Regions from separate parts of the Mus musculus genome. Here regions 1 and 2 are each linked to region 3. A link is a loop called in an ENCODE intact Hi-C map of the cell type or tissue named here. Cell type or tissue: heart. All regions are shown on one strand.

Region 1 (8,000 bases), 390 kb after region 3:
TGCCTGTGTAAGTGTGTGTGTGTGTGTGTGTGTGTGTGTGTGTGTGTGAGTATGTGTGCCTGTGTGTGTCTGTGCCTGTGTGTGTGTGTGCCTGTGTAAGTGTGTGTGTGTCTGTGTGAGTATGTGTGCATGTGTGTGTGTGCCTGTGTGTGTGTGAGTGTGTGTGTGTGTCTGTATATATGTGTGTCTCTCTGTGAGTGTGTGTGTGCCTGTGTATGTGTGTCTCTATGTGAATGTGTGTGTGCCTGTGTGTAAGTGTGTGTGTGTGTGAGTGTGTGTGTGTCTGTATATATGTATGTCTCTCTGTGAGTGTGTGTGTGCCTGTGTATGTGTGTCTCTATGTGAATGTGTGTGTGCCTGTGTGTAAGTGTGTGTGTCTGTGTATATACATGTGTGTCTCTCTGTGAGTGTGTATATGCCTTTGTGTGTATGTGTGTCTCTGTGTGTATCTGTGCCTGTGTGTGTCTGTGTGAGTGTGTGTGCATGTGTGTGTGTATGTGTGTGAGTGTGTGTGTGTGTGTGTGTGTGTGTGTGCCTGTGTGTGTATGTGTGTCTCTGTGTGAGTGTGTGTGTGCCTGTGTGTGTGTAAGTGTGTGTGTGTGTATATGTGTGTCTCTGTGAGTGTGTGTGTGCCTGTGTATGTGTGACTCAATGTGAATGTGTGTGTACCTGTGTGTGTGTAAGTGTGTGTGTCTGTGTATATGTGTGTCTCTCTGTGAGTGTGTGTGTGTGTGTGCCTGTGTGTGTATAAGTGTGTGTCTATGTATACGTGTGCCTCTCTGTGAGTGTGTCTGTGTGCCTGTGTGCATATGTGTGTGTCTGTGTATACGTGTCTCTCTCTGTGAGTGTGTGTGTATGTGTGTATATGTGTCTCTCTCTGTGAGTGTGTGTGTATATGTGTCTCTCTCTGTGAGTGTGTGTGTGTTTAATTTCCCACAGGTGCACATATCAAACATCATCTGTGGAGAATCTAACAAGATAAAGTTTCCAGAAATACATTTGTGATAATTATTAGAAAGTAAAACAGGATTTGTCCTACTTTGAGACTTCTTATGGAAAAGAAAAATGCATACCATTCCTAGTACCAATTTTTCACGAGACATTGGTTTTTTAGGATCCCTTTAGTCTACCATGCCCCAGACTAGGGTGAAGTACTTTCAGCCACAATTAACCTTTCATGGTGGGATTAAATCACTTTAACCCATGCTTTCTATTGCCTCCTCCGTGGATACAGGCAAATAAAAACGTGTCAATACCATTCTGTGTCTAAAATGGCTCTAACAGCCGATTCCACCAACAGACTAGTTCTAGAAAAGGAGGAAACCTAAACATATGGATGATGCATCTAAGCAATGCAAGAAGAAGCTCAGCTGGTTCCTCGCGTGTTAGACATAGAGCATTAGCAGAAGTCCAACACATGTCGCTGGAACAACAGAAGAAGTGCCAGGACTGGGATCAAGGGAAAAGCGCGTATGTGGCGGAGGAGAACCATTTGCTGAACTCAGAAGCGAAAGCATGTTTTTGTTCTCTTTGTTAACCCAGGACTGTGTGCACACTAGAAAAGAACCCTAGAGCTGAGCTGCACCCCCAGGCTGAAGTGTAGGGTCGGTGACACTGTCCAATGGGAAAAAAGCAACTAGCAGCCAAGGACAAAGACCTCAGTGGGCTCTCCAGCATCCACAGGGTGGAGAGAGACCTCACTCCTGCACACTGTCCTCTGACCTCTTTGTGATCTGGGACACACATGGCCTGCCCCCACAAAATAAATAAAAACTTAACTAAAACATACTATATGAGCACAGATAGGGGGTGAAAGAACAACCGGATAATTTAATGAATAAATGATTAGAGTTTTGCCTCCCATACAAATGAATAATGTAATTTTATTATGTTTATTTATTTTTAAGACTTATTTATTTATGTATTTTATGTATATGAGTACGTTGTTGCTGTCTTCAGACACACCAAATGGGGCATTGGATCCCATTACAGATGGTTGTGAGCCGCCATGTGGTTGCTGGGAATTGAACTCAGGATCTCTGGAAGAGCAGTCACTGCTCTTAACCCCTGAGCCATCTCAGCCTCATTATTTTTTAGTTTTAAAAGCCTACAGGACAATTTTATTAGTATGTAAAACAAAACCACCTAGAACAGGCTCTAAATCTTCAGCTATAAATCTTAGCAACTGCCCGGAGGAGAAAAAGAGAGAAGGGGATGGGGGGGGGGGGAGCTATGCCATTCAAGCTGGCCTGGGGGGTCAGCCCCAGGGTGGACAAGCAGCCCCTTGACGGAAGATAAAGAGGTTAGAAGAGAAAGGAGGAGTCTTTAGGAGAGAAGTGAGCAAAGTGTTAGGGAAGCCCCAGGTGTCAAAGAAAGCATGCTTGCAAAAAGAGGAAGAAGAAAAGGGGAACTCGGGCTTTTCCGTGTACTTCACAAAATCAAGTAGATCTTCAGATCTACATAGATGCAGTTCAATAAAGTTCCTGGGCTAAGGTCAGGGATTCAAAGAAGAAGAGGTACAGTAACTCATTAGAGGATTAATTATTCTGCCTACTTCCTTAGCCTGGATTAAGGATGCCTGCCTGCCTGTGCTGCCCCTCTTCCTAGAGGTGGTCTCTTGAATAGGTGATTGGTCCCATCCAACCAGCATGGTAGGTCTCCAGCCAGGCCAGAGACTGCAGTCTCCTGACCAGAGGAGATTTTCTCTCAGCAGGCCTTTACCGCTATCCTAATATTGACCCTGTGAAGGTGTTAACACTAAAATCACTTGGGAATCAGAGCAGAGCCTCCCAAATACTTGTGTCATCTTTGGCTTCCACCATCTTTGGCTTCCACCAAGGCTGCCAAGAGGCATGAATGAGACCATTTGGGGCTTTTAGCCAGGAGAGAAGCTGGTTTCTTAATCAGCCTAACATGTAGTTTGTTTGTTACCAGTGATGGCAGAACTGGTTTTTGTTGGTGTTGTTTTGTTTGTTCGGTTGGTTGGTTGGTTGGTTGGTTGGTTGGTTGCTTGGTTGCTTGCTTGGTTGCTTGGTTGGTTGGTTGCTTGGTTTTAACAGAACACGGTGCTTTTCATGAGCAGACCCCTTCTTTGTTTCTCACAATTATCTTGTGTAGGAGGAATGAAGGTCTGATTATTCCCATCGGTAGACTGGCTATGTTATCAACTGAACAGCTGCGCCATTCAGGGAACTGGATGAGGCCCCAGGGAAATGATAACAACAAAGTAACTCTGGCCCTCACAGAGTCTAATGGGGAAGGCAGATGTCCAGTGAGTTACAGAAGATTACAACACCGTACAATGAGGCCTACAGACTAGGAAAACAGGACTCCATGGGGGTTAGTGATTTACAAGGGGCAGTAAGGTAGATGATTGACAGCTATAGTTGCATTTGTGCATTCGTATGCACTCATGTACACTTGTACATATGGAGGCCAGAGGTCAATGCCAAGTGTCTCCCTCAGCCACTCTCCACCTTAATGTTCAAGGCAGGGTCTCTCACCAATTCTCCTACATTGGTTGGACTATGGATTCCAGGGATATCTGCCTTGTCTTTGTCTCCCCGGAACTAGGATCACAGCCACAGAGCCTGGCTTCTTGTCTGGGTTGTGGAGATCAAAATCAGATCCTCATGATTCTGAGGCGAGTATTTTACCCATTGAACCATGTCCCCGGGCCTCATCTCTCTAGAGGACAGTTAGAAAGATAGGGCTAGTGATAGGCACGATCTTAGTATGTGATACCTGGAGGGTTCTCGTGAATCAGAAGGTAGAGAGCTTAGACACATTGCTGAGCAGCCGTGGGAGAATGAGCTAGGTGCCTCAGTGAGGTAGATGTACCCAGTGAGGGCTCTGGTGGCCCTTTGTCACACAGAGATGCATGAATAGCAGAGTTGAAGGCATGAACTTCGGGTTAGACCCTTCATGGCAAGCCTCTGGTGACGACCATCACCGATTACTCTTTATGTGCCGAGTTTTCTGATGGCAGGCGACTTAATCTCTCTGAGCACCAAGTCCCTCATTCTCACACAAGGAAACAATAGTACCCTCCTCAGATGCTGGCTGTGGAATTCAGGAGAGGGAGTTATGCAATCTGGTTTGCTTATTGTGTGACCCACAACGTACCCCATCCCTTAGAGGAATGTTGGTTTTCAATGAGGAAGTGTGTACGTACCACATTCGTGAAGTATTATCATTATCAGTACAGCGGAAGAGGCTAGCCCCCTCTCCCCCCCCACCCCGTCTTTCCGAGGCTACCCCGCCCCCCAGAGCCGCACGGAAATGGGATGGCTGTGGTGAGGTTCGGACAGATGTTGTTTCTTGCTGTGGCCAGGGAGATAATGAGAACGACTTCCGTGCCGGGAGAAGGCTTGGACCAAATGTTCTCAAGAGTCCCATCCAACTCTTAAATTCCATGAGAGTAAGAAAAACCAAATGGTTGGATTGTAGCAGTCAGGAAGCTTCTGTCCCTCTGGGGCAGCAGGAAAAGGTCACAGAGCTCCGGCCATGAAATCGGTTCTTTCTAGAGCGCGCTCCTCCTCCCAGCCCCAACCCAGCTTCTTATTTACAGCCACAGAGGAGTCCTTTGTTCATGTACCCTTCCCTATAGGAATCTGGGAACATGTTCTAAAATTCCAGAATGTGCAAAGATTGGGGGGGGGCTTGCCTTATTTGTATCATTCCCCCAAAAAACCTTTTCATAGAAATACTCCCCACCAAGGAATGCAAAGAATTATCATGATATTTAGGATATTAGGATATATAATAAGCATTTTAAAACTGTGTTTTGTAATACTTGGTTCTGTGAGACCCTAGTGCGGGGAAAAAAACCTTGTTTTGTGGAGATGCGTAAATTAGTTTTCAGATTGCGCCATCTTCTGGTCGAATCTGGAAAATATTCTGATGGATTTCTTTCTTTTTTTTATTTTTATTTTTTTTTTTTTTTTGAGACAGGGTTTCTCTGTGTAGACCTGGCTGTCCTGGAACTCACTCTGTAGACCAGGCTGATCTCGAACTCAGAATTCCGCCTGCCTCTGCCTCCCAAGTGCTGGGATTAAAGGTGTAAGTCACCACCGCCCGGCTCTGATGGGCTTCTTATTTTTAGCAGAGCTATGGCATGAATTTGCTCCTGATGAAGGTGGACCAAAAATGTGTCTCCCCAGTATTTGATCCTGGTTTCTTGGGAAGTAGCAGCTTGAACTGCATTCAGATCTAACCAGGGACGGTTCCCTTTAATAATCACTGTGTTTCTTCTGAAGAGCTTCTGCTGGTCTAGCTCAGATATAGGCTCAACCTCTAGGAAGAAGACTCTTGCAAAAGACCCTCAGCTGCCAATGTTACTGGACACATCAGTCATTTTCTTTTAATTGTCTGAACACACTTAAAATGACTCCTGTGACTTGGAGGCAGGGGACAGTGGGAGATGTGAGACCTGAGACCCAGGAACTGAAATCTCTAGTCTACTCATTATAAAGGCAGGTTGATCAAGAATATATGCAAATTGGAAGGTGGAGTGTGGAAAGATGGTGCCGTGGTTAAAAGCACTCGTTGCTCTAGCAGAGAACCTAAGTTCACTTCCTAGTACTCCTATGGTGACTTACAGCCGTCCCTAGTTCCAGATCAAGGGAGTCTAACATCCTCTTCTGACCTCCACAAGCCCCTAGCATTTGTGTAATTCACAGAGACACATAAATGGAAACACTCATACACATAAGATAAATCAACTTTAAGATTTTCAAAAGAACAAATGCAAACGATTCACTTTAGAAGAATTCTCTCATGTGACCTCTCAAGTTGTTGTGAGGTAACTCCGTCAGAGAACACACGGACTCTTAGAGCCAAATAGAAAGTCTTTATAGCCAGCTGGCTGCACAGAAAACATACCCAAGCCATTCAGCCGCAAGCCGTACCTTACCTGAGCCTCTCAGTACAAAACAAACAAACAACAAAACATATTCTGAGGTGACACACTTCCGTTAACAAGAACGGTTAGCAAGGAGCGGAACAACCGAAACTGAAAAGCAAGGTTAGCACATTGAGAGATTTCCCCGGCTGCATCCTGGAACTGTTGACTTAGCCTTTGTCTCTCGCTAGTTTCCAGGGCCTGAATGGGCTTCCAACATGGCGTCAGTTGTACTAAGTAAGGTCTGGGGCGGGTGGGTGTCTAAGGTCTAGAGGCCTGTTATAACGTTTAGAGTGCAGAAACCTTCTGTCTTATTTTCTGATAACCAAATACCTCTACAGCATGCAGGCTTATTTAAGCCCCAGCTCTGCAGTCTGGGAAGTCCAAGATCATAGCTATAGCACCTACCCAGCATCTAGTGAGGGTCTTCCTGTTACATCAGAGCATGGCCAAGGGCGTCACACAAGATCCTGGGCTAGCATTCCGCAGAGGGCTTAGCATAACAAAGTCGAATTTCTAAGACAGCCCAGAGGGTCAGCATCTCAGTGTTGCTGTGTCGGAAACCAAGTATCCAACTTGTGAAACCTGGGGACACATCCGCATTACACACGAACCAGCAGATGCCTTTGTGCATCCTCTTTTATCCCCTCAAAGAGAAGATGAATTGATTTCTTAACCTGTTTCTCTGATGCCCCTACACACACACACACACACACACACACACACCCTCCACAGTCCCATCCACCCCCCACCCCAAGCATAAATGCCTTTTGAGACACTCTGGCTGATGACCTGGCTCTCACTCACAGCTTAGACCAGACTGGCCTTGAACTCACAGAGAGCCAGGTAGAGATCAACCTACCACTACCACATGCTGGGATGAAAGGTGTTCCCCACAACACCTGTCCTTCAGCCTACTTCATAACCTAACTCAGTATCCAGGTAAGACAGAGGCAAAGCAGGACGGACCTAGGCTAATGATGCACATGAGTATGTGTTTCTTCCTCTACCCAAAGAATCCAGATGAACCTTCCGTTCCAGAAAGTTCCTCAACAAGACGGAGGAAGAAGGTGAATCCTCGTGTGCTCCTTGTACTTGTTGACATGGACTCTAAGAGGCACAGTCCCTTCCATACCCCAGGCTCTGGTATGCATTTTGAAATATCCTCTGTAACTCCTTGTCCTAAGACTGGCCCATACCCTAACTCTGTAACAGGAAGAGAAGAAAACAGCAAACAGCTAAGGACACTACAAACATTGCATCCGCTTCCAACAGAAGTTACTGTTGTCTATCCTACAATATTAAAAATGTCCGTGGAGAAAATGAGAACCAGGAGGCTCATCCACAGAGACCACTCTGCTCCGACCGTGGATTTTCAATCAGGAGTCCATGAGTCCAGGAATACACACACACCTCTTCAGGAATGCCTTAGTCATTTCTGCCATCCTAACAAGAAGGCCTGGTTTGTCTCAGAAACCACATCCAAAATAAAACAAAAATATAGCGTTATTGGTGATGTATAATTACAATCCAAGGGAGACAGACAGACCAGTAAGAGACCCTGACCCAAAAAAACAAAAGACAAAAAACAAGGGCTCCTGAAGACAACAGCTAAGGTTGACCTCTGGTATACACACACACACACACACACACACACACACACACACACACACAATCTTTTAAGCTTCAATAGCCAAAGAATATTTTTGTAGAGATGCCTAAAAAGCATCTGCCCTGTGGACCACAATATAGAAAACTTTGCTCACAAAACGTCTTAAGAGATTTTCATTGTTGATTAGGACCATGTCCCAGAGACAGGTCTTAGCACAGAAACCGATGCATGGGAAATAGTTCCATAGCGAACGCAGAGAACACACTGCTGTCCCAACAGGTTCATGAGATGCTGAGGACCCATCTGTAGTTCACCATTTATCCTCTGTCAGTGACCACTACTCAGGCTGCAGGAAAGATGGTAAATCTAGAAAATCTAGAAGAAGGGGGAGGAGGAGGAGGAGGAGGAGGAGGAGAAGGAGGAGAAGGAGAAAGAAGGAGGAGGAGGAGGAGGAGGAGAAGGAGAAAGAAGGAGGAGGAGGAGGAG
Region 2 (8,000 bases), 380 kb after region 3:
ATAGCACTTGAAGCAGTCACGGTTTAGAGGCTTGTTTTTCTTCCTGCCTCATTAATCAGTAACTATTCTTACCTAAGACAGAAAGAATGAAGAATTAAAAACCCTGACTCCATCCTGTTACTTTAGATCAACAAAAGGCCTTTGTTTGTAACTCTCTTTGGATCACTTCAAAATGTCTCCAGCTCTCCCAGGACGCATCCTTTGCCAATTTCTCAAAACCCAAAACAATTTAATAACAGCAAAAATCCTTCGAAGCTTGAGCTCATCATTAGGATTGCATCCAGAGTCTCACAAAAGCCGCTCTTTTCCCAATGCTGCCTTCCACTTTTTAATTGATATAAAGCGCATCATTCTATTTTTCTTTTTTTTTCTAATATAAAAATATTTAAAAGATACTGTTTTGCATCCAATTTGAGAAGCACCCAGATCTTGCAATTCTATGGATGATCTAGAAGTTTCACGTTCCATGTTCCTGCAGCAATAGTGAACTATCTGCTTTCCACTTCTGGGTGACTATGTTATATCAGATGTCTCTCCTGAGAGACTGTGACCTGGGCCTCTGGGCAGTCTGCAGCTGGATACGTGTCCCAGCAGGGAACTGTGGAAGGGTGATGTCTGCAGATTGGAAGGCAGGTTTCAAATATCAACATCATGTTTGACAAACACACTTAGTCTCTACAACAGGGACAGGTTGCTGCTCCCAAGTGCACTCTGCTGCCAAAAGACTTGGAAAGCCACAAGCTGTATGATTTCCAGATTTCTGCATGGACTCGGGCAATAGTAATCCTATATTCTGAACCTTATCCAAACACAAAATACTTCAATATCCCTTATTTCAAGCAGTCACTAAGCGTTTTGTCATAGTGAATGCTAAAGTCCCACCTTCCTTCCCCACACTATCTAACACACTATCTAATACTAAGTGGTTGGAAACCCAAACCTACATTCCTCCAACTACTTTGTAAAAGAGCCTCTGTGAATCTCTCAGGCCAAGATTTTATATACTAAACTGCATTTCCAGAGTAGTTTTGCTTTCTCTGCACAGATATTATTCATGTTTTAGCATTTATCAGTACCAAGCCCAAGTGCTCTGGCCTATAACACTGGGGTCCTGCTGGAAAACTGACAAGTTTGGATCCAAACCCCACTGCAGATGTCCAGATCTTCAATAGAGGATTTTATTTTCTCATAAATAAGTAACAAGCAAGTTAGTATGATTAGTATCCAGCCTGATCCACCAGAAGCATCTCTTGTGTATTAGCTGTGACCATTCCATGTGTATATGTGTGCACATGTATGTTCCCCTTTCCCCAGTCATTTATCAAAATCAATTTTGCTTTCAACTCAAGGAGGAAAACTGTGTTTAGTAATGAGAAGAACATGACATGTGTCCTGTGTTTAAAGGGCCATGTGCTTTCTCTGTTCTATGGGTCACAGCAGCCTTTCAGCAGAATTTCATACCATTCCTCTTTTCAAAGGGGTCAAGAAATCTGTATAACATTATGCTTCATTTCCCAAGTTGACTAAAACAAAATTCTTCCAACCAAGAAGCTCAGGGCAACACAGATCCATCCATTCACAGTTATGAGGCAGGGTGCCCAAAATGAAGGCAATAGTAGAGTTGTGTTTCCCAGAAGGCCCAAGGAAAGAATTCTCTCTGGATCCCCCTGGCTTGTAGCAGCTCTAACAATGCTTGGTGTTCCAAGCATTAGCTATTCCTAATTTTCTGGTACTGAGAAGGCTAGAATGACTCCATGACAGGCTTCAATTTGGCAGTTCAGGAGACTAGGCCTAAAAACTGGGCAAGTCCAGGCAAGCCCAGGCAAGTCATTTACTACAACAAAACACAGGCTTCACTCAGGCAAGCTAGTCAGAAACTACCCTGCCATCAGAAGCTGCTCTGCCACCGGCCTGAAGCAACAGCAATGAATCAGCAACAGTTTCCAGACCTTCCAGCAACAGTTTCCATCCCCCCACACCCCTGTAAAGGTTCTGGAATGTCCCTAGAGATGGAGCAAGATAAAGATCACGTACCCTGGAATACCTCTAATGTGTCTTAAATCAGGCTTTCAAGCTCACTTGGTTGTCTCCATCTTGGAGTGGAAGACCCCAGCATGCTGGACTTCTGCAGGATAAAACATGCTTTGCTTTTACATACCACTTGAGTCTGAGGAGTCATTCTTCAGTGAATCATGGATCCTTTCAGTAGTGGGTGATTGCCCCTAATTGTGTGATACTTAAACTGAGGCTGATTAGAAGAGTCCATAAAGATTGAAATAAACTAAGTGGGTGAGGCTCTGGACTCTGAACTCGCAAGTGTCTGTATGAAAGACATATTGATAGACAGGTTTTTCCTTATCTCTAGGAATTATAGAGTTACTAAAAGCAATAGCAGCAACACTGGTGTTAATAATAACAAAATCAGAATATCTGTGTTCTATGGCTTTTTCTATTGGTCACAGATATTTTTCTATAAAGGTCATAGCCGGGGCCATATGTGGGTTTGGCTGTACCTTTCTTCTCTGTTTTTATAGTCTTTAGAATATGAAAACTACTTTTTGGAACAACATTATGAACTAACCAGTACCCCAGAGCTCTGGACTCTAGCTGCATATGTATCAAAAGATGGCCTAGTCGGCCATCACTGGAAAGAGAGGCCCATTGGACACACAAACTTTATATGCCCCAGTACAGGGGAATGCCAGGGCAAAAAAAAAATGGGAATGGGTGGGTAGGGAAGTGGGGGGGGGTATGGGGGACTTTTGGGATAGCATTGGAAATGTAATTGAGAAAAATACGTAATAAAAAATATTAAAAAAAAAAAAGAAAACTACTTTTAACTCATGGCCCATACAAAGATGGATCCGATTTGGCCCACAGACCAAGACATCCTCTCAAGTTTATTTAGGAGAAAGAAATGAATCGCTAAAGCCACCAAAATGACTCCAAGCAGCTTGTGACACATTCAGTCACTCTATAAGCTTCACTCAGCCTTTTAGTCTCTTTCACAACCATGTGGGCTTGGACAGTAAAGAACCTTCATTTCTTTGGTTAAAAGTAGAAAAATGTTAGAGAAAATTTGTGGCATTCAATGTACAAGTAAGGACAGTTACAGATGAGCCCAGCCTTGTGTAGTGCAACCACTTTAAGCTTAGCCCCAACTAGTTCACAAATGATACTCAGACTGAGGTTATTTTGTTTGGCTTTGACAATTACCGGGGTGTCACACCTAATCTACTCTTCTAGCTGCTGGCCTGGCTACCTCCCCAGTGGTGTACCCCAGATACTTGCTCTTTCTCCTGGCCAAGTTCCTGGTTCCTGGTTCCTCTCCCCTCATGACAGCTGCCTCCTCTTTCCTGTTCTTCCTCTCCTTCTTGCCCTGTCTCTTCTTCTCTTCTTCTAACTAGGTCACTCCAAACTCACCTACCTCTAATCCCTCCAGTAACCAGCAGTCGACAATTTTACTTGACAAAAAGTTTTAAATCAAGGAATAAGGTGTGCATAACAAAAAGCTTGCAAACCTGAGAAGGCAATGGTAGGTCTAGACCTTTGGGTAGAGAATTTAGCAATTACAATACATGGCAGCAGACCAAACCTCCACAGGTTAGGGTCCTCCTCATCTTTTTTCTCCCTTCTGTTTGCACCTGTAAAGAAGAAAGCAGCTGGTGGTGGAAAGATAAAATCCATCAAACCTATTTCACATACTGGAAAACAAAGCATGAACGACTAAAGACTTGGGAAGGAGTCAAGTTGTGTTTGTTTTTGTGTTTTGCTATTTCACAACCAATTTTCCTTGAAAAAATGAGAATGCTTCCTGTTTTCCAGTGTCTTCCTCTATTAATTTTTTTCTTACTTTTGCATCTGCTAGGGATTTATTTCCCCCTAATTTCTATCATCTTTATAGCTTGCTTTGGGGGTTTTGATTTGTTTTGTTTTGCCCCTATATGCTTAGAGGATTATACATATTTCCAAGTTGCATGGTGTTAAGAATAATGGATGATTCTGTGTAAATAATTGGAAACTAGGGAGGGAGGGGGGCAGGGTGTGCTGGAAACATCTTGAGCTTAGAGCCATGAAGAGCTTTCTATGCTCAGGACTCTCAGCAAAAAAACATCCGGTGCTCTGTGCAGCTGCGTGAAGATGGGTGGTTTTTAAAAAACAGATGAAGCCAAGTTATGTAAGGGGACACTATGACTTTGTGTGTGTGTGGTTTATAAGTTACAAGTGCTCCCTCTTCTGCCAATATTGGGAATATGTGCTCTTTGGTCGCATTGCATATCCCAGAAGGAAAAAAAAAGATGAAAAATTGAAATTATAATGCAAAATCAACTTCTTCACCTGTGAGATCTTACCGTAAGGAAGCCCTGATGAGAACATTAGCGTGTTTGACTGTGGTGGAGCTTCGTGTTGGTTGGAACATCCAGTGGTGGTGGGATGGAAGCCATGTTTGTCTCATTTTTGGGTGGTCAGCCATTTCACCACCACAAGCCCATTTCCTGGTGGTCAGTTTTTAGTTCTGAGGACTTCAGATGATGAACTATGTTTTCCATCATGGCTTGATGACAGCCTGGCTTGCAAAGCTCTCTGAAGCTTCTCGTTCCAGCAACCCTGTGCCAGCACCCTGGGTTCTTGACCCCCGAGTGCATTCCACCCCAAAGCAAGCGGTTTTAAAAGGGGAATGTTCAAATTCTTGGGTGCTTTGTTTTGTTTTGCTACAAATACTAGAAAGGCTTTTTCTTCCATGGCTTTTACAGGCACAACATTGCGGCCTTCAGTCTTGAGTAAAATAGTTTCTGACATTCAGCATTCAGCCCTATTTGTGAATCAGAAAACAGTCAGGTTGTATACGCCTTGGCTCCAGTCTTCTGGTGACAATGAATGATGGAAACTAAGAATGGGGCTGTTGTCTTAGTTGGTGCCCCCCCCCCTTTTTTACAAAAGGGATCTGTGTCCTCTTTACAACCAAAGTCTTTAAGGAACCGTACTGCACTCAGGAAATTCTCTAGAAAAAGAGGGTTTTACACAAGGGAAAAACAAAAACAAAAACAAAAACACTTTTGGATCATGGATACATGGTGCCTTTTAAAGAGGGAGCCAGTAAGACTTAAAGTGGGACTGGCAAGATGGCTCAGCAGATAAAATGCTTGCCATATAAGCCTGAAGACTGGAGTTCAAATCCCAGAGACCATGTGAATGCCAGGCAGGGTGGCAACCTGCCCATAATTCCAGCCTCACAATGTGGAGGCAGGAGATCACCTCAGACTAGCCATCATGGTGGCTTCGAGCTTTGACTGAGACACCAAGACTCAAAGAACTAGGTAGAAGGATGGATCCAAGAAGATGGCATCACACACATGCATATGCACATGTACTTTAGCACACACACATACACACACACACACACACACACACACACACACACACACCAGAAATATAGCTACAGCAAAGAAAAATGAACATGTAGAACTATTCATTTGCTGTCTGCAGTTTGAAAATTCCATAAAAATAAATGTTTTATATAATTATGTATATTTTGGGCGATGGATGGTGAGACAGGGTTTCTTCGTGGAGCCTGGGCTGTCTTGAATCTCACTCTGTGGACCAGTCTAGCCTAGAACTCAGAGATTCTTCTGCCTCTGTCTCCCAAGTGGTAGAATTAAAGACATGTGCCACCACCACCCAGTAGATTATGTATTCTTAAATTTGATTCTTATATGTCCTTTTTACTCCAGTTTTCTGACTAAGAGAAGTCAAGACTTCCAAAGATGAAGTTTTCGTTGCAGAACCAACCATAGAAGCAGATGTTTCTCCATTTTGCATAGAATTTCACGGCAGACTTTGAGTTCATTCTGGAAGCTAATATTAATTATCAGTGAAACAAAGAGCAACAGACATGGAAAAGCTGTACAAAAGCAAAATTTTTTTTAAAAAGGCCAAACGTCACAACAGTGAGGACCTACGAATATGTCCATTGATGTCATGATTTGAGTGACTAATAGTATAAATCCCAAAGCAAGCTTTTCCCAGCCAGCATGCTCTAACTACCAATGGGGTTATATCCTTAGCACAGCAACTCTTCGTAAAGTTAGCTTATTGTGGTGTAGGGATGTTTGACTGAGTCTAGGAAAATATGGAGGAAGAAGAGAAATGAAACAGGGCAAATTTTCTAAGAACAAGCCATGAAAGTACTCCAGGCCTGAGAATTAATACACAGAGAAAATAACAACACACATATTGTCATTCCCTTCTGCCAATCTTGATCTATAAAAGAAAGAAACACAAACATCAAAGAATATAGCTGAAATATGGCCTTCCTTCAAGATTTATCATGAATGCATCTCTCTACTATAGCAGACCTTTCTCAGACTTACCGGTGCTTTAGAGACACAAAGACTCACATATTTTAAAACTTAGGCCTTTAGCTGGGTAAGCTCTCAACTAGCTCATCTAGTTTAATCTTATTGTTCCTAGCCCATAACCACACCATATCTAGTTCTTCACCTCTCTCTCTCTCTCACCCCCAGCATGTCTTCACATTTCCCTGGCGAATCTCTTGCGCCCACCTTCTCCTTTATCTGCCCAGAAGCTCTGCCCCCACCTACTTCCTTCTCAGCTCTTGGCTGTCAGATCTTTATTTTAAGCCTATCAGCAAGTAAGAAAAGATGAATGTTTACAAAATGGTCATAGGAACAACAATATCAAGATGCGGCTAGTATCCAGATCTCTGACAGACTGGCAATCAACAATTGTCTACACAGAGACAACTTTTATACACTATACAGTTACCCCAACACTCTACCAGGAAATGAACCACAAAACAAAAGGAAATAGCCGGCCTCAGAAACCTTCTACTCATAAAGTTCTTCTGATTATAGTGTATGTGGAAATAGGAATCAAAATTAGCCACTCACATATTTTCCTTACAGTATTGAATATGAGACAAGAACTCTTGCCTGTCTTTTCTATCTGTTTGAGTTTCTGGTTGTTCTAGGTAAGTCAGCACCCAGATGCTTTGCTTAGTCTCTTTCTATTTCTCCTAACTCACATTTTCAGCCTTCATCCTTCTCATTCTGGGTAGTAAGAAATATTAAAAATCCCAGCGTGGAGCTTCTTCTCTGCCTTAGATTATTTATATTCCTGGATAAAAGACATACGTAGCCTTTACATTTTTAAATATGCCTTAGGCAGCACAATACCTAGGCAGCTGCCTGCCCTCTATGCTGTTAGAATAACCCCATGCTTTCAATAACTCCAAGTTATCACTTACTATTTACTATATCCCAGCTGGGCTCTTCTTAACCCAATTGGGCAGTTCCCTGGGCCACGTTCTCTTGGCCATTAGCCAATAGCGGCTCTCCTTCTCCCTCCTGCACATTCTCCTTCTTCCATGGTGATTTCCAACTTCTCCTTCCTCCTCATGGTAGTCCCTCTCCCCAAGCCCACAAAACTTCAACCCACCTATGTTTCTTCTACCCAATCAGAATTAAGTTGGGGGAAGGGTCTTGGAGGCCTGCACTTAACATTGCAACAAACAATAAAAGACAAACCTCAACAATTCTCTGACCAGACAGAGGAAGACCACCTGAAGATCTTGGCTTCAAGAATGAAAGAAAAAAATTTAAGACCAAACACTGACAGGTAACATGATTTGCTGATCCCCCTACATGGGAACGAACAGCTCTCAAACTGGCTAAGACATAAAAATGTTTCTAGCCAAAACTTCAGCTATGCATAGCCAATAAATCTTACTGATTACAGAACCCTCAACATTCATCATGTCATCAAGAAATTCAAATAATGACTTTCATTTATAAGATACTCTGAATGATAAGTCTTTATTCTAGTTTCTCCCCGTTGCTATGGCAAATATTATGACCAAAAGCAACTAATGTGAGGAAAGGGATTCTTTGGCTTATACTTACAGGTCAGTTCACCACTGAGGAAAGTCGGGGCAGGAATTCAAAGCTGAAACAATAAAGGAACACTGCTTGCTAACTCAT
Region 3 (8,000 bases):
TAGTGACTGCAGATATGGGCAATTAAATGTTTCAGGTTGTATGTCTTTTGTCTACATTAAAATTCAAATGTGTTTGGTGATCGTTATTCACAGAAAGACTCTGACTAGAGTCTTAGTATGTAAGAGTCCAGGTCTCTGAAAGTGCAGTGACAGCTGTTTGTCGAGGTGGCCAGTTCATCTCTACTTCCCTCCAGACACCCGACTGCGAGCTGGGAGAGAGCGCGTTGTTGCCTTTCCTCATACAGGGCTCATTTAAGTTTATTCTTAGATGAGACATTTAATGGATAACCATCTTTATTACTAAATTTGATTCCTTGACTCTCTTGAGTTTTAAGTAGGTCAGCATATACCTTCCTTTAAAAGGTCACCTCAGAACATGGTAGAATATAGGAGCTCTTTCAAGGGTTAAATTAAGAAATAAAAATTAGAGTTTCACTCTTGTGACAGAGTTGAAATATGATAATTAATCTTAGAAATATTTGATTTTATGACTCATATGGACAGGTATACAAGTATATGATGTAGTTGATACTGTATTTCAGGCTGTTGTATATGTGTTAGCTTTGTAAAAACATATATTGTGGTGTGACTTTTGCATCAGAGACGTAAAGAACAATAGCAAGAACAGAGGGCTTGCTACCAACTTTCAATGGTCAAGCTTTCAGTGAAGTTATTAATTATTTAATGTTGGGAAGATTTAATGAACTTTTAGTCCTGTTGGGTAGTAAAATGTGTGACTTTAGGCACTAGTGGCTAATTCAAGTTTTCCTTTCTCAGTACAAGGTGGCACATGGCTGGCAACTTTCTCTATTGCTTTGACAGTTTCTTTCCACCTTCCTAAAGGCATCTGTGTAGTCTCGTATCTCAGAGGTACTCTAATGTAATAGAACCATCCTACAAGTCTGCTTGGATTTTATGACACGCCCCTCCCCCAAGTTCTTGTAAGGTTTCATTGGCAGTAGCTTGCCTCCTGATACCAAATTATAATTTTGGATCCTTTAAGGATCTTACATTTAATTAATCATTTAATTAATGATTACTGCATGACCAATATAGTCAAGATGTATTTAAGATGAAATCTTTATTTTTGCTGATAAATTATAAATTGCACATTGTATTTTCTCAGCAAGTCATTGCTAAATGGTGCCGTAAACTTGAAGAGCTATCTTTTAGAATTTAAGTACCTTGGGCCTTTTTTTGGGGGGGATGTGATTTTTGTAACTCTGTAACCTAGAACACATACCCTTAAAAACAAACAAACAAGCTGCATTTATAGTTTACTAGGACAGTTACCGAAAAGGGTAGGTTTCATTTGTGTCTTAAAAGCGTTTGGCCCTCCTAAGACAGAACTGTCTCATAGAGATGGTGAACACAGGCCATATCGCCTTCTTTCTCATATAGACTTGGTCACTGTCTATTAGCATTGCTCAGTGTGTGCTCAGTGTAAAATATAATTTTCCTAGGGAATGAAAGTCGAGACTGCACTGTCTAGTCTTCTATATTGTGTGTTCATTCATATTACAGTGGATAGTTTGGTTTTATACATGGATTTATTTTAAATTATCTTAAATTATTGCTTTCAGAACTTTGTTTCTTTTCAATACAGGTAAAGAAACAAGTGTATTTGTTAGCAACAAATGAAAACAAACTGCAGCGTCACCTTCCTGCCTTATATTTTCCATCTGTGGCCAAACAGTAAGAGTAGAACAAAGGCAGACTCTGCCGAGTTGAAGGCATTGCTGTCTGCAGCAGAGGGGCCGGTCAGGAGGAAGCAGTGGAAAGCGTTCTGGGAGGTTTGCCTTCTGTGGGCTCTTCCCTGCTTTCCATGCTGTTCTTAGGAAAAAGCAGGGTTCTTTTTTTTCCCCCAAAACTTTAATTTGTCAGAGATTATTTGTAGCCAGTTTTGGTTTTCTCTGTTAAAACATGTTTCGATACTTTAAGCACACCTTCCAGTGACTGCGTTTCAGAGTGGGCTCTTTGGGTAGAAGGATGAACTGTTCGGCTCTGTAAGATCTTACATTTTATTAAGACAAGGATAGATACTTATAACCAGTTATGATATGACAATGCTTTGCTACTAGTCTTAAGAATATCTTCTAGGAAAATGAATAGCACAGTTAATTTTACTAGGGTGAGTGTTGGTTTCCCGGTTCTTTGTTGGTCACTCAGCGTCTCATTCCGATCGTGCGTTTCACATTTGTTACAATGCCATCTTACATTTTCAGGTAGCATTCAAAACGCAGGACTTTTTTTTTTTTAAATAGCAAATGCTTTTAAATGCTTTTTCTTAATGTATTTTTAATATTGTTAACATTGAGTTCTCATCTTTCCCCTTGAAATAGCATATTACATAAAGTGAGAGAATTTATTCTCAGGTGAATTATTTTTGTATCAGCTATTCTTATAAGGTAAAAATTTACTTGTTTTCTATTCATAATGTGTTATATGTACAATTCTCAATGCTGCCCTTTAAGAAAAATGAATGTGCTTATATTATTAATAATAAACTTTAAGAGCTAAAAATCTATGACAGACTTCAGTTTGTATACCAAAATTCATTTAGTGTTCATAATTAGATGTGTGACTTAAATTCAAACTTGAAGCAGTCCTCTGTGCCTAAGATGGTAATATCCCTTAAGGACCCACATAAATGAAGGGATAAGAAAACATTGGGAGGAACTGCAGTTTAATCATACTCAAATTCAACAATAGATAACCAAGAAAAAAAGTAAGAGACTCTTGTTGCTTAGCGAGCCACTGGACATATTCTTCTCATTCTGTCTAGTTGAAAGTCAAAAGAACTTACAACAGCCATTTACCATTTACATGCAGAGCCCTGTGCTGGGGAGGGTGACTATTACCAGAAATGGGGTAATTCCAAAATTATTTATTTAAAAGTGTTTTATTTTTAGTATTACAATTAAAGTTTGCATTTAAAAAATATCTTATTTCTGTCATATGGAAAAAGCCCCAGTTTTTTTCTAACAATATTTTTATTAGTTGTTTTGGCATTTCACATCACGTACCTGATAACACTCACTTTCCTGTCCTCTCAGATCTACCCCACCCTTGTGACCTTCTCCCCAAAAAAGAAGAAGAAAAATTAAAACAAATCCAATTTCTTTTGCAAGAGCAACGTTGGAATAGACAAGGTGGAAAGGTGGATAAACCCTTTGACCGCTAGGTGGCAGCAGAGGGCTACGTGGGAGGGCACCTTCCTAATCCAGGAAGGAAGTTGGGTAAAGAAAGCCTTCTGAGCAGAGGCAGAGCCAGCCAGGCAATCTTGGTGACCAGAGGCTCAATTCTACTGAGTGTGTTGGCTTCATAAGTGCTAGTCTGTTTGGGGAGTAGTGACAGGACTCAAGAGAAGACATGAAGGACAAGAAATGTGAAGCAAGCCAGCAGACAGCCTCAGCCGTTTGTCAAACTGAAAGCAAAGGATTACAAATACAGTCGTCATAGGTTTTGTAGGCTCAACACAGGGAGTAAATCACTGGTTTTCAGTCCCTCTTTTGATGCCTTTAAGAAGTCACAAAACCGGGCTGGAGAGATGGCGGGCCATTAAAGGCTAGGCTCACAACAAAAACATACGAAGTCACAAAACCAAATTTTCAGGTATTCTACAAAATAGTCTTGAAGGATATTTTATTTATTTGTCTGTTTACTTATTTTATGTGAATGAGTGTTTTGCCTGTATGTATGTGTGTGCACCACGTGCACGCAATGCCAGCAGAGGCCAGAAGATGTTAGTTAGCATCCCCAGAATGAAGTTACAGCCAGCAGTGAGCTTCCGTTTGAGAGCTGGGAACCGAGCTTGAGTCCTCTAGAGGGGCAGATGCACTCTTAACCTCTGAGCCAGCTCTCCAGCGCGTGATCAGGGAATCTCAGCACTTCTCATTCAAGCGCAAATATATTGATAACTTACAAAACTGGGAGGTAGATTGGCAGAGATGGGCAACAACAACAACAACAACAACAAACCCTTAAAAAGGGATTTTGGGGGCATCACCTTTGTTAGAGAGGTCACTGCAGTCTCCAGTTTGTTTTTTTTTATTTCTCAACTGCTACTTTCTATAGTAAAGCCAGTATTATTTATGCATTTGAAATAGATTTATTATTTCTCTTACAGAGTCATTTTAAAGATTTAGCTGGTAATTCTTACAGTGAGAGACTCAAGATCACAGTGATAGAAAACAATGCCATTTTCTTGGACTGTCTGAAATCTAACTTCTAACCATTTGAAGATATTTGACTTCATTCAAGTTCCATGCTGGGGACAGGAGCCTGGAGGGTGGCAGTCAGAAGCGTCCTTGGTGTGATCCTGAGAAAGAAGGTTGTGTAGCAAAATGTCTTTACTTGAAGATACAGAGAAAGAATGTAGGGAATCATGACATGTTGTGGCTAGTGATAAACAGGTTATGTAGGGGAAAGAGGAAACATCTCTTAGCCTCAGCTACAGGGGCGATGTGGGGGCTGCGGCGACAAAGCCATAACACACGGAAGATAAGCTTGGCATCTCTGCTGAAAGACTGGCGGTAATTCATAAATCCAGTGAGATGATACAGTATTTCAGTGACTCCTGCATGGCAGGCCAGTGTTGGAAAAGAAATCCATTATGCTGCTGCTTATATCTAATGGTATAGCAAGGTACCATCTTGAGAAGAGGGCCTACTGTTTGAGACTGAGATACTTTGGAGAGAGAATGGAACAGCTGCAATTGAAGGAGTCTGGTGCCTCGGTGTCTAGGTAGGCAGGAGGCACGAGGCATAGCCACGGAGCAGGGAATAGTCAGACATCAACAAGCTGAGTGTAATTGTAGGGCTAAACTACAGAAGGCATGGTAGCCTGCCCAATCTGGAACAAGGACAAAGCTGTTGCGTATAATTACTAAAAAACAATCCACGCTATTGGCGCATAGCCCAAGGCCGCATAATTCCCCTTGCCAAGGCCTCTCCCACCAACGCTGGCTCTGCCTCTCTAGAGCTCCGAGATAGCTCTCTTGGTTCCCATGGGTAGCTGTGCCAAACCCACTCAGCACTTCCAAATTTCCATGGCTGGCCAGGGGGGCACTGTCGCCGATCCATGCTCCTCCGCTACCTTTTCTCTATAACCTAGTCCTTGCCTAATTTTCCCATCCCAAAGTCTGACTGAATTCCGCCTCGGCTAAGTTCTTTCCCTCTGGCCCACCTGAGTTGCTGCAGAATGAAAAACACCAGACAAGCTTAGTTTAGAATCAACAGATAAAACAACTGCTGGGCGTGGAATCTGTCATCCTAAATTCATCATCTATTCTAAGTTAGAAATCTTCTGGTAGCAGATCCTGATGGCACCAAACACTTCCTGGTATACATCTTGTCTGCTCCCACTTCTCCGTCCAAAAATTAAGTGCCCTTCTCCTGCCCTCTTCCTCTCTCAGAAGGGAAGGTCCACCTCCTCTTCGCCCAGTGATTGGCTTCTTGTCATCTTTATTACCCAGTCCGTCAATTAAGGAAAAAATTCTGCTACACAAAGCCCTATGGGAGTAACTGGAAAACCAGCAAGCGGAGTTTAATCACGGAGCTAGACCTGTGCAAGACAGAGAGAGGTCAGAGCCCTGTCATCTGGAGATGACATACCTGGAGAACAGCACCGATCCTGGGGAGCAGATGGCCTCTGGGGCTGTCTTCCTGGTGTGCGGTTCGGTTCGCTGCCAGGTAGGACTGAGAACACCCTGCTCTGGCCCAACAGATCCCTGTTGTCCTTTTAGACTCGCTCCCTGCCACTTTGCTTTACTCGATGCCTCGAATGCATTGAGACCAGCAAGCCGAGTGCCGGGTTCCTTTGGCTCTTCCCCTCAGTGCAAATCTCAGTACTTTGCTGCCCTTTTCATCCTCCCGTGTACTCAGGGACGCCCCCATGGCTTGGACATTAGCTACAGCCTGATGCACAAAGTGGGAGGTTTCTGGCGTGAGCGCGAACCTGCCAAGCCCGCAGGCTGTAGTTGAGTGTGCTAACTTTGAATCCTGATACACAAGAAGGAAAGCTTCTAAGATGAATTCGTCCTTGTACGTCCATGATACTCGACTGGCTTGGCCATCGGTGCACAAAGAGCAGCACATTGAATAGTGACAAGAAGGGCCTTAAGCTACAACTGCATCTCTACCATAGCTGGAAATCCGGCCTTGAAGAGAACCCCCAAAGAGGGCTCTACAATCCCATTTTTTAAAAAAACTCTTAAGCTTTTTTCCTTTATTCGATTTTTCTTTCTTTTTTCTTTTTTTAAAACTCTTTTTCTTTTTTACTTCATATTTTAAATCTTGTTTTTACCTGGGTGCATGTGTGCGTGCATATGTGTGTGTGCGCATGTGTGTGTGTGTCTGTCTGTCTAGGGATCAAATGCAGAACTTGGTGGCTGCTGAACAAGGACTCTACCACCCATCTACATTTTAACTCCTTTGTTTCTATGTTATTTTTAGAAAGATTGCTTTTATTTTTTACTTATCTCATTAACTTTCTCTAATTTTAATCCCCTTTCTTTGCTCTATAATCAGGTTTATCCATTGCTCTTTTATCTCCCTCATAGCCCCCTTTTCCCTTTGTATTTAACTTGGCTGCTGCTTTTTACTCTTTCCTAGACCCTTTGTGTAATTTGCTTATTGTTTTTAACTTAGTTTTTAACTTCATAGCTTACTCTACGTTTCCCCCCTCATTTTCTATAGTTACTGGTATTTTGGTCAGCCCTAATTGATTTTAATTGTATTTCTATGTCTACTTTTGGTTTCCTGTTCTCGTTGTTACAGAAATTTGTTTTCTAGCTTCTGAGTGGTGTTGGCAGTTGAACCCTCAGGAGAGAGCTGCTCAGTCAGAAGATCCCAGATAAACAGATATCCACCTCAACAGGTGTACAAAAAGATCCCAGATAAACAGATATCCACCTCAACAGGCGTACAAAAAGATCCCAGATAAACAGATATCCACCTCAACAGGTGTACAAAAAGATCCCAGATAAACAGATATCCACCTCAACAGGTGTACAAAAAGATCCCAGATAAACAGATATCCACCTCAACAGGTGTACAAAAAGATCCCAGATAAACAGATATCCACCTCAACAGGTGTACAAAAAGATCCCAGATAAACAGATATCCACCTCAACAGGTGTACAGATGGCACTAGAAACAGAGGAAATGTGCAAAAGCAAGACAGCATGGTACTTCAAAAAGGTCACGCCCTTTCTATAGCTGAAGTTCAGTGTACTGAAACTGTTAATTCTGGACAAAGAACTCAAAGGCTGAGTGTTTAAGATGATCAGTGACTTCATAGAGTATTCGAATAATCAGATGAATGCACTAAGAGGACCCGGGGAAGAATGGTCACAACCTCAAGGAAATTGCGATTCTGGAAACAAAAAGCTCAGTAAGTCAAATAGAAGACACAAGAGAAAGCACTACCAATGCACAGAAACAGAAGGAAAAGCAAAATCAGAGACTGAAGACAAAGATGAGGGAGCAATACGATCAAACAGGTATAAAGAGAAAAAAATCAGACAAAAACAACATTCAGGAACTCAGTCAAAAGCTTAAGATGAATAAAGAAAGAAAAGAAAAAAATTTGAAGAGATTAGGAAAGCAAATAATAAAATTAATAGGAATTAATGGATAGATCTTAATAATCCTAAATATAAGTGCCTTTATCTCTCTGTTTTAAGTTACAGATATGAGCAAAGTGAATAAAAGGTTAGTGGACATATATAAAAAGTCAAATAACAAGGAGGGCCCAAGGGAAGATGACTGAATGTTTCTCAGAAGGGGAAATAAAATAGATAAGGGAGGCAGACAGAGGGAGGGAACTGGATGGGAGAGGTGATTGGTAAGAGAATGGGTTGGGGAATCATGTATAGAGAGAGCAGAGGAAAGAAAATGAAAGCCCACAGTAAGGCAGGGCATCTCTCTAGATGTCCCAGAGACCTAGGATAGGGAGAAGACCCAGGGAGTCTATGGGGGTGACTCTAGCTGAGACTT

Evidence for each region. A loop is a pair of places that touch in the nucleus more often than their neighbours do. Peaks named below come from ENCODE experiments on the same cell type or tissue, not always from the same donor. Only the 100,000 strongest peaks of a DNase experiment are listed, where the experiment ranks them.
Region 1: a loop joins it to region 3, with 8 times the contacts of the local background. A loop is called at or near these places in 41 of 42 quality-filtered maps.
Region 2: it touches region 3 in a loop (6-fold over the local background); 11 of 42 quality-filtered maps call a loop at or near these places.

The regions. Positions count from the first base shown.
Region 1 is chr11:109,870,425-109,878,424 of GRCm38, reverse strand. No RefSeq gene overlaps it. Among named protein-coding and RNA genes, the nearest start is that of 1700023C21Rik, 29 kb to the right of the region's middle. In heart, a CTCF peak has its summit at 4,860 (motif pointing left); DNase peaks (open chromatin) are centred at 2,794, 3,204, 4,394, 5,064 and 2 weaker places; H3K27ac peaks cover 300 bases; H3K27me3 peaks cover 356 bases.
Region 2 is chr11:109,888,355-109,896,354 of GRCm38, reverse strand. No RefSeq gene overlaps it. Among named protein-coding and RNA genes, the nearest start is that of Gm39444, 38 kb to the left of the region's middle. In heart, a CTCF peak has its summit at 4,241 (motif pointing left); DNase peaks (open chromatin) are centred at 614, 4,124 and 4,554.
Region 3 is chr11:110,263,896-110,271,895 of GRCm38, reverse strand. Abca5 (ATP-binding cassette, sub-family A (ABC1), member 5) reads left to right here. Exons shown (of 39, transcript NM_147219.2): 39 at 1-2,527. Among named protein-coding and RNA genes, the nearest start is that of Abca6, 16 kb to the right of the region's middle. In heart, no CTCF peak of the experiment used is centred here; a DNase peak (open chromatin) is centred at 3,245; H3K27ac peaks cover 294 bases.